2 separate regions of the Homo sapiens genome follow, and region 1 is linked to region 2. Evidence: read pairs that join two places in POLR2A ChIA-PET (ENCODE). Cell type or tissue: HepG2. All regions are shown on one strand. Each heading gives the region's core, and the rest is flanking DNA. Links, peaks and the distances in the headings are about the cores only. Region 1 holds the start of LBX2-AS1 (LBX2 antisense RNA 1). Region 2 overlaps RTKN (rhotekin).

Region 1 (4,360 bases), core at 361-4,360, 74 kb after region 2:
ACCCGCAACATTCACATAATGCCCTCCTGGAAAGCTGAGCAACACACTTAAAGGCTGATGGGCCACTGCTGGATCAAAGAGCAGAGCCAGGCCATGGTGGAAAGCTGAGCTGCCTCAGGACGTTGTTAAATGGTTATTAATGGTGAGGGGCAGGGGAGGGCCTGGAGAGATCTTCGGGCTACAGGCCTCAGCCCTGGAAACCATCCTAGTGGTTTCACTTAATGTGCAATAAAGCAGCTCTCTGGAGGCAGCAGGAACTGCCCCACTGCATCCCAGGCATATCACCAAGCAGATGCTGCAACCTTCACTCATGCATCCTCTATGTGGCTTTTGTGTCTGTCTCTACCTCTGCTCTCAATTACTTACGTGTGTCTGTGAGGAGTGTGGAGCTCTGCTGATGGGCCTGTGCCTCACAGCCCCTTCCATCTCTCCCGCCTAGTTCTCCCCTCTGCAGCTGGGCTCAGGTACTGGGATTGGACAGCTCCTAAACATGAGTTTGGGGGAGGAGATGGAAGTGGAGAGTAGCAAAGGGAGGAGGCCCAGGACAGCAGAGGCCCCTCTAAGGTCGTCAAAGCGGCCAGGGACTAGTCCAGGGGATCGTGGGGCCACAGAAGGGGACTTTTCTCAGTACTGGAACTCGAGCTGGGGCGAAATCGGATCCACAGAGAGGGGTAGGAGGGTGAGTGATTAATGAGGAAGATTAAGAGATTAAAACTTGTTCTGGGTTGGGGAGGGGACACTCACTCGGCTGTCCTATAGGTTACCCCCCACCCCAGCTTGGAAGCACAGAAGCTCCTGGGTGCTCGCCTCTTCCCACCCGCGGGTAGAACCCTCCCTGTTCACGATCCTTCTCAAGAGATGCACGGAGGCCAGCCTTCACCGCTGGCCCCGCGGGGCCAACGGTTTTCCTTTTCAGGCAGTCTCTTGTGTTTCCCACCTTCTCAGATTCCTTTGATTGTCCATTCAGACATTTCGGGGCCCTGCGCTCCCTCCCCTTGTAGAGATCCCCACATTCCAAATTCGCTGTCTTGGGAAGGCACCCCATTCCCGCTTAAGGATGCTTCCTCACACCTCCCCTTTCAGATTTCCCATTCTCACCCCTCAGCCCTACCCCCACCTTATCTTGCACCCACACACCCCATCGGCGGGTTCCTCCACCCCGGGCCGCCCCCGCTCGACCCCGTTCCCCACTGGTGGCACGGAGGCCTGCTCAATAAACGACCTTTAGTCTCGGATTGCCGGCCCGGACATTCCACTGAATTCTGTGAATGTGTAGCAGGGTTGGAGGACCCTCGGAATAACCCCCTTGGGGAGGTGGACAAGGACAATCTCAGCGAAGAGCTTGCTCCCCTCCTCCCCACCCTTAGGAAACGTCCGTGAACCGGAGTGAGAGGGCAGTGGGAGTTCAGGGAGCAAAGTCCAGGCGGAGGAGCGTGAGGCGGGGCTTCCGTCCGTCCCGCACACTTCTGGGATTGTTTTCTCTTTCAGAAAGCGCTACTGCGGAGTGAACCGGTCCTTATATCTTAGTTTCGTGACTTTGGGGGCGGCAGGCCTGTGAGTTGTTTTCCGCCCTGGACGCTGTTTTGCAAAGATCTCTGCGCGCCCACCGCCACCCTCCCGGGCGTGCGGGCCGGGAAGCAGCCAGCGGTGGGAAACTCCGACGCCCTCCTCGACACTTTTCTCCCCCCAACTCCCCAAGACTCACTTCTAGGGAAGTCCTTTTTCCCATCAAGCCCTGGGAAAGACTGGCCAGGCTGAGAGAGGGACCCGTCCTCCTCTGTGCCAAAGGCGGGAGCAAATCCTGGTGCTGTCGCCTTTGGATGTGAGTCCTGGAAATGGCGGGGGTGAGGAAGGTGGGCAGGGGCAAGGTTTGGCCCTCAGGCGAGAACCGACGCCTTGTCCCGGAAGCGCAGCACGGCCGAGTGCGTCCGGGGGTGCAGACGGCGCCCTGGGGTGGTCCTGCCGCCACCTCTCCTTTGACTCAGGAGCGCCGCGCCGCGTCCGGGCGCGTTCTCAGTCGCGCGAAGCCAGAGAGGACCCTGGGCGTGATTCTCCCTCCCTGGCACAGACGGAGACCCGAGTGACCCCGGGGTCCGGGTGGGCGTGGGGAATGGACCCATAGACCCGGGACGAGCGGCGCGGAGCCCGCAGCTGGCCAGCTTCAGCCACCTTGGGAGACGCAGTGCAGCTGCCGCTGCTGACAGACAAGACCAAGGCTCGGCTGGGCCCCACCCCAGATCCGGCCTGAGCGCCTTCCGCGCTGCTCGGCCTCAAGGCGTGAGTCACCAAGGGCAAGTCCCGTGACTTGGTCCTCAGGGTCTCCGGCCTCGGCACATTAATCTTCAGACCCGGCTTTTTCGACGCCGAGCTGCCGCCCAGCCCCAATGGCAGGGCCTTCCAGGGAGTCCCAGTCAGACTGCTCCCCAGCTCCCGCAGCTGCTCGGTCCCTGCAAAGCCCCCGGGAGCGTTTCTACTCTCCCCTGAGCCCACGCCATCCCGTCACTCCTAGGAAACTTTTCGCGCAGAAACTCCTGGAGAACAGCCCCGGCCGCCAGGTACTCGCCCGCCCGGACCGCAAAGCCCACAGAGCTTCAATTCGCAGGAAGGGGAGTGGGGAGCCCTGAGCTGGGGTGTTCCTGGAAGAGGTCGGGGAGCGGGGGGAGAGGCATTCCAGGCTGGAGGCCTGGAAACGTTTGGAAGCTTTGCTAACCTTGGAGACCATGTCAGGAAAGAAGCGTACCCAGGCCGTCTGCTGTGTGCCCACCCCGATCCCCATCAGTGCCCCACGCACTCGAGCTCTTCTTCGGCGTCTGCAGCCTCTTCATCCGCGCGGAGAGGCGGAGGTCTCCCGGAAACAGTGTCCGACTGTGGCACCCCAGAGCGTCCAATGCGAGCTCAGGCCTTTCCCGCAAGTCTGGAGTTTTCTTATCCAGTTGAGGCCGCCTTCGCTGTACTCACTCTCTGCCTCCCACCCCATCTTCTGCCACCCGACCTCCATCTTTGATGGTTAGCGCCTTCAGCCCTCAACAGCTTCGCACAACCAACCCCTAGAAGCCGTGGAGTCAGACCGGCCAGGGTGGGACCTAGGTTTTAACTCGGGTTCTGGCTACACACGCTGCGCCTCCATACAGTTTGTCCCAGGTTTGGCAGCAGGCCGGCTACCTTCAGGAATTCTTTGCTTTGGCTTCTGTCTGTTCCTGTCTGTTGGGCAAGTTTCTAGCTACCCCACTGAGAGAACCATAGAACAAGGACCCTGGCATGGCATACAGACAAGGAATGTTTGCTGAATTAATGGAGCTGGTGCCTTGCAGCTTCCCTTTTGTTCCTTGAAGTTGCCCTTGCTCTCCTCCACATCAGCTCCCTCTCCTCCTCAGCTACTTATTCCCCACCCTGGCTTCTTCTAGTCGCAGTCCCCAAGTACTTGCTGAATCCTGTATGGACAGCCTAAGCCTCCATTTCTGACAATTCCTGTGGCCCCACTCCATTTGTTTTTTAGACTTCTCCCTCCTTTTTGTCCCCATCCCCCAAGTTATAAAACTATAATGCAATTCTTTGGATTTTTCTTTAAAAAATCACACTTGTTCAATCCTGCAGCAGCCACTGTCCAACTCTAGCCTTCTCACCACCGCTGAATTAGGAAACCTCCTAAGAGGCCCGCACCCGCACTGTATGCTGCAGCATACAAAGACAGCTGAGAGCTCCCCTCCAGGAAACCTTCCCATCACCAAAAAGAGTGGTGTGGGAGGCCTGGTTTCACACATATAGGGATCCTCTACCCTTCTCCTTTGGCAAGACATTGAGGGCCCATGGCCATAGAGGACAGGCCCTTCTTCACAATGAAACTCAGAGGATTTTTGAAGAAGGCAGGACACAGCATGAGTGTGAGGCAGGAAGAATAAGGCAGAAGAGAGGTGCTTTTTAAAAGTTTTTATTTCAAAAAATAAAGCTGCAGTTCATTTCACATAAATATCTGGGGAGGGAAGGGGAGTGGGATGGGGTGGGGGCTTGGCCCCTACCTCCTCTTCTCTTTCACACTGTATTGTAAAAGCAAAGGGGATGGCTAAGGAGAGAATGAGGAAGTAGTAGTCAGTGGGGAATGTTCTTATATTATTCAAAGGGCCCCTCAGCCCACCCTTCCCCTGAGGACTGTAGGATGGTTGGGGGGAGTCTGAAGGGGGTGTGATCCCAGGGAGGGTGGCCTGGCTTACCTTGCCGAACCAGCGGGAGAGCCATATCTGCTTCATTGTCATGTGATCAGGGAGAACTTCATTGTCAAAAAGGAGCTGCACCTAGGAGGGAGATGGGGGCATAATTTTAGGAACTTTCTGGCAGGTCAAAAACTACCCTGGTCCACCCTAGA
Region 2 (4,310 bases), core at 1-4,000:
GAGTCTCCTGCAGGAGAAAGAAGAGGTCTACCTTGGTCACAGAAGTTGGCAGTGACAATCAGGCAGCCTTGATCACGCCTGCCTTAGAAGAATGAGCTTGTGGGGCTTTTGCTGAGCCCTCTCATTTGCCTCCTACTGACCAGAGTAGGAAGGAATGGCAAAAAAGGGCTGGGGATGAGACAGCCAGTCCTGAGTCAGGGGAGGAGGAGCAGCTTGAGACAGGGAAAAAGGGATTGAGCAAGGCAGGGAAGACACAAAGGTAGGCAAGGATGCTCCAGCCAGAGGTCCCTCAGAACTGACAAAAAGTAGGCAGGAAAGCCCATAAAAGGGATAGGGAGCAAAGAAGGGCAATTGGACCTGGAGAGAAATGGGAAGTGGTAAAGTAGATATAAATTGGAATCTGAGGGAGAAGAGGGAGAGAGGATGAAAAGCCCTGAACCTGCAGGCGAGAGAACCCTCTCTGAGATTTGGCAGGGACTGAGGATGGCAAGTGAATGGGACGATCCTCTCACAGTGATGCTGTAGTTGGGGAAAATACGGGCCCCTGAAGCTGGATGTGGCACTGTCAGGAGCAGGAGGCCTGCTTCTATCTCTCTGAGGTATGTGCCCACCCTCCTGGGGCCTGAAGGAGAGGCTCCTGGGCCTGTGCCCTTGGTGGCCTTACTACCAAGGGACCCATCACCTTGTTGACAGCAATAGTAAGCAGCGGCTCTTCCCCAGTGTCTGCATCCTCAGGTTGCCGGTAACAGAAGAGGTTTGTGCCTTTCAGAACTCCATGCACTTGTGCCCAGTTCTGCATCTCCCCAGCTTGCTGCACAAATGACTCAACATTTTCTGGGGAAGTCACGGCCCCCAGTATCCCTCTTCTCAGCCCCCCATGAGAACCTGTTCGTTTTGTCCACCCTGCTGTCCATTCCTCCCCTCGTCTGGCCATACCCCATTTCTTCCACCCAAATCTTGATTTTTCATTAGCTCTTCTATTCCTGGTTATCCAGCTCTCCTCTGCCTTCTCCCTGCTCCCTTCCACTCCTCAGGGCCCCCTCACCTGCACCCTGAGGGTACCACTTGCAGTGGGCTGAGTCATGCAGAGAGGCTGAGCTGCCAGACGGCAACACACGCTACCATAAAGGGGCAGCCAGGCAGGGTTCTCCTCTGGGGGAGGAGGAAGTGCAGGGTGAGGTAGGGGAATGAGAAGGGGACCATCCCACAGCCCCTCTTCTCACCATCACATGTGTATGTCCCCCATGCACACACATACTTACCATGACTGGCAAGGGTGAGGTCATGTGTGCGGAATCCATCTTGCACTGCTGCCAGGGTGAGTGTGGTGTGAGCCAAGAGGTGGTAACGAGGACCACTGAGGGAGATAGGAGAGAGCATCAGCCAAGGGAGGGGCATGTTGGCCAGCAGGAACTCTAAGGGCTGAGCAGATCTGCCCCATTGTTCAGACTGCCCCACAGAAAACTCGCTTGCCTCCCCAGAGGGTTAGGAATGAACATTTACCGAGCTCCAGCTAAGTGTCAGGACGTATGCTTTATATGTTTTATCCCACTGTATTCCTATGACAGCCCTGTGAGGTTGGTGGCATTCTTCAACTAGATGAGGCAGCTTGAGGCTTAGAGAGGTTAAGAAACTTGCCCATAATTTATAGGTGGAAAGTGGGGGAGTTTGAATTTGAACCCATATCTATGTCCAAAATCAGTATTCTGTTCACTACCCAAAGGTTCTCAAACTGCTTCTCAGAGTCTCAGTGGTCCCATGCGGTGTCTCCAGGTGCATTTAGGTACCACCATAGGTCCCAGGGTACTCTGCTCCAACCAAGAAGCTCTGCTCTATCCACATAAAATGTATTTGCTAGGCTGAGTGCTGTGGCTCACGCCTGTAATCCTACCACTTTGGGAGGCCGAGGCGGGAGGATCACTTGAGCCCAGGAGTTCGAGACTAGCCTGGGCAACATAGTGAGACCCTGTCTCTAAAAATAAAATGTATTTGCTGCTGCTAAAAAGGTAAGACCCCAGGGCCTAAGTCTCCCTGCCTTCCCACTGGTCTTCTGGACTGGCTTCAGCCCAGCTCTGGGGCGTGGGCTGGAATGCCTCCCAGCTACGTGGCCACTGCTCATTCATATCTGTCTGCACATCCTGGCAGCAATGCAAAATGGGTTCTGCACACTCAACACAGTTCAAAGGTCACCTGTGGGCAGAATACAGGCAGCTGAGGGTGGTGTCGGTGTGCAAGGCCTTACCCAACAACTGGGGTGGGGAGCAAGATGGGACTGCTCCCTGAACCCCCAGCACTGTCCAGCGATGCCCGGACACGCCTCCCTGAGGAGCGGCCCAGGGAGCTGCTGAGTTTGGTGGCAAGCCTCTTGGGGCCGCCAGTCAGGGCCCCCTCTTCTTCCACACAGGCCCCATACAGCTCTAACCGCAGTTCAAAGTCTGGCCCCGCCTCAGCGCTGGTGGGAGGAAGAAAGGAGGGTGGTCACAGGAAAGTCCAGGGAGGCAGAGGGTAGGGGATGTGGGTGAGGCAAGTGCAGGACAGCTCCACAGAGAAGGCCAGGTGCCCCTCCTCTCCACCCTGCCCCCATCCCAGCTTCCTCCCCTGGAACTCGCTCATCCAGAACTGGAGCAGAGTGGAGGAAGGAGGTAGCCACAGTGTGAGGTACTCACAAGAGCACATTGCTCTGAAAGGAGATGTCTGTGAGGGTCCTGTCCACTAGGATCATCTCTGTGTCCTGGATGTGTTCCCCCAGCTGCAGCAGCAGGAACACAGCCCAGCGGTGCAAGTCTGGGGACAAAGGGCAAAACAAAAAACACGTCCCACGAGAGCCTCCTACTTCAGGGTCATTCCCCTGAATTTGTCCCAGGGTGTGTGGAACTCACCACCTTTGTTCTTGAAATATTCTGTGTCCTTCCACATGAGTGGAATCCGGAGGTCTAAGGGGCAGAGGGGTAAGAATAGATGTTGAGATGGGGCAGGAGGCCGTGTGCTTGGGCAAGGGGTACCAGCAGCTGGGGTAGCTGTGCTTCTTACCAGAGATGCAGACCCGGCCGCGGCAGGGGGAGCGCTCAGCGGGCGGGCCACTGTCAGAAGGCCTGTGGATAAATCACAATGTCCTGGCCTGGCCTCTAGCCACTATTCCCCCTTGCTCTGGTCCCAACGACTCTAGGATCCCCCTGATCCCAGCGCCTCAGCCACCAGGTTCCCAGCCAGGCCGACAGGCAGGGCTGAGGGACTATAAGGGAAAGTTGTTCATTGAACCCAGCAGTTTGCCAGGCTTGGGGACACCAGGGACACTCAAGCCACATTAACTCACACATAAGGCACAAGCTCAGGGCTCCTCTCTCCAAGCAACCTCCCTGACCACCTCTCCAGATCCCTGCCAAGGACAGGTGCAGCCTTGAGGGGACAGGTGCCCACAGAAAGACTTCATTTCCAGGGCTCTCCATTAAACCCCTGGCTTAGAGGGGTCTCCAGTCTTTATTTTTTTTTTTTTTAACAATAGGAAAGCTGCTTATTTCCCACCATCCCATCACTTCTTTGATATAGGAGGGTACTGGGTCAGAAAATAATTTGGCCAACATTTGTTCAAAGGAAAATCACCAATAGGGAAGAGTTACGTTCCATTCACTACAGACCCTTTTCCTTCCCTACCACTCCCCAACTTTGATTTCTCCTTTTTCCTCCTGGCCTGATATGGTGTACCCTACTAGTGCCCCAAGTTCTGCAGCTCCCCCACACCCCACTGCAGGGCCCGACACCCCACCTTCCTTCCCTCCCTGCCCATCATCAGGACTCACCATGTGTCCCTTTCCTGAAGCGACTGCCAGTTCATCTGTACTTACTCATAATGCCACTAAAGTAATTACTGACTTAGTAGAGCCTTAAGCTAAATGATGTGGCACTAATGGCAATGTGTTTAGCTGCCAGGCACTTGGGGTGTACCTCAAATCACCTGTGTGGGCTGTGTGAGGACTTTGGCAGGACAGAGTCTGTCCATGCTGCCTCTCAGAGGCTGTCCCCCCACCAGCTTGCCCTTCCTCTAGCTTCATGGGATAGCCATACAGTGGGTTTTCTGCCTTCTTCTGGTAGCTTCATGGGTGAGCTCCTGGCAACCTCCTCTTGTGTCAGCCTTCATGGCTGGAATGGGCACCATACCTGTGAGGGGCTGGGACTATTTCCCCTAGCAGCCTCAGTGGAGTAAGTAGGCCACTTTCCTAAAAACCAGTTCTCCAAATGACCACTTTATCCAAATTGGCATATTCTTAGAATAATTTGCCAAATATTTTCCCCAATATTTTGGTTTTATCATG

Evidence for each region. ChIA-PET counts read pairs that join two places held together with the same protein. Peaks named below come from ENCODE experiments on the same cell type or tissue, not always from the same donor. Only the 100,000 strongest peaks of a DNase experiment are listed, where the experiment ranks them.
Region 1: POLR2A ChIA-PET joins it to region 2 with 10 read pairs; 5 of 35 experiments call an interaction of 5 or more read pairs at or near these places.

The regions. Positions count from the first base shown.
Region 1 is chr2:74,501,131-74,505,490 of GRCh38, forward strand. It overlaps PCGF1 (polycomb group ring finger 1), which reads right to left. Exons shown (of 9, transcript NM_032673.3): 8 at 4,209-4,289; 9 at 3,913-4,060. The coding sequence ends at 4,013. It overlaps LBX2-AS1 (LBX2 antisense RNA 1), which reads left to right and starts at 1,463. Exons shown (of 2, transcript NR_152616.1): 1 at 1,463-1,822; 2 at 2,510-3,935. It also overlaps a transcript of LBX2 not described here. RefSeq lists enhancers at 1,371-1,995, 1,996-2,621, 2,092-2,386, 2,293-2,362. In HepG2, for the core only: a CTCF peak has its summit at 1,987; DNase peaks (open chromatin) are centred at 471, 1,421 and 1,951; H3K4me3 peaks cover 3,496 bases.
Region 2 is chr2:74,427,586-74,431,895 of GRCh38, forward strand. RTKN (rhotekin) reads right to left here. Exons shown (of 12, transcript NM_001015055.2): 3 at 3,031-3,092; 4 at 2,880-2,933; 5 at 2,667-2,784; 6 at 2,243-2,452; 7 at 1,263-1,357; 8 at 1,046-1,152; 9 at 683-811; 10 at 1-7. Among named protein-coding and RNA genes, the nearest start is that of WDR54, 8.0 kb to the left of the region's middle. In HepG2, for the core only: a CTCF peak has its summit at 2,410; DNase peaks (open chromatin) are centred at 2,166 and 2,446.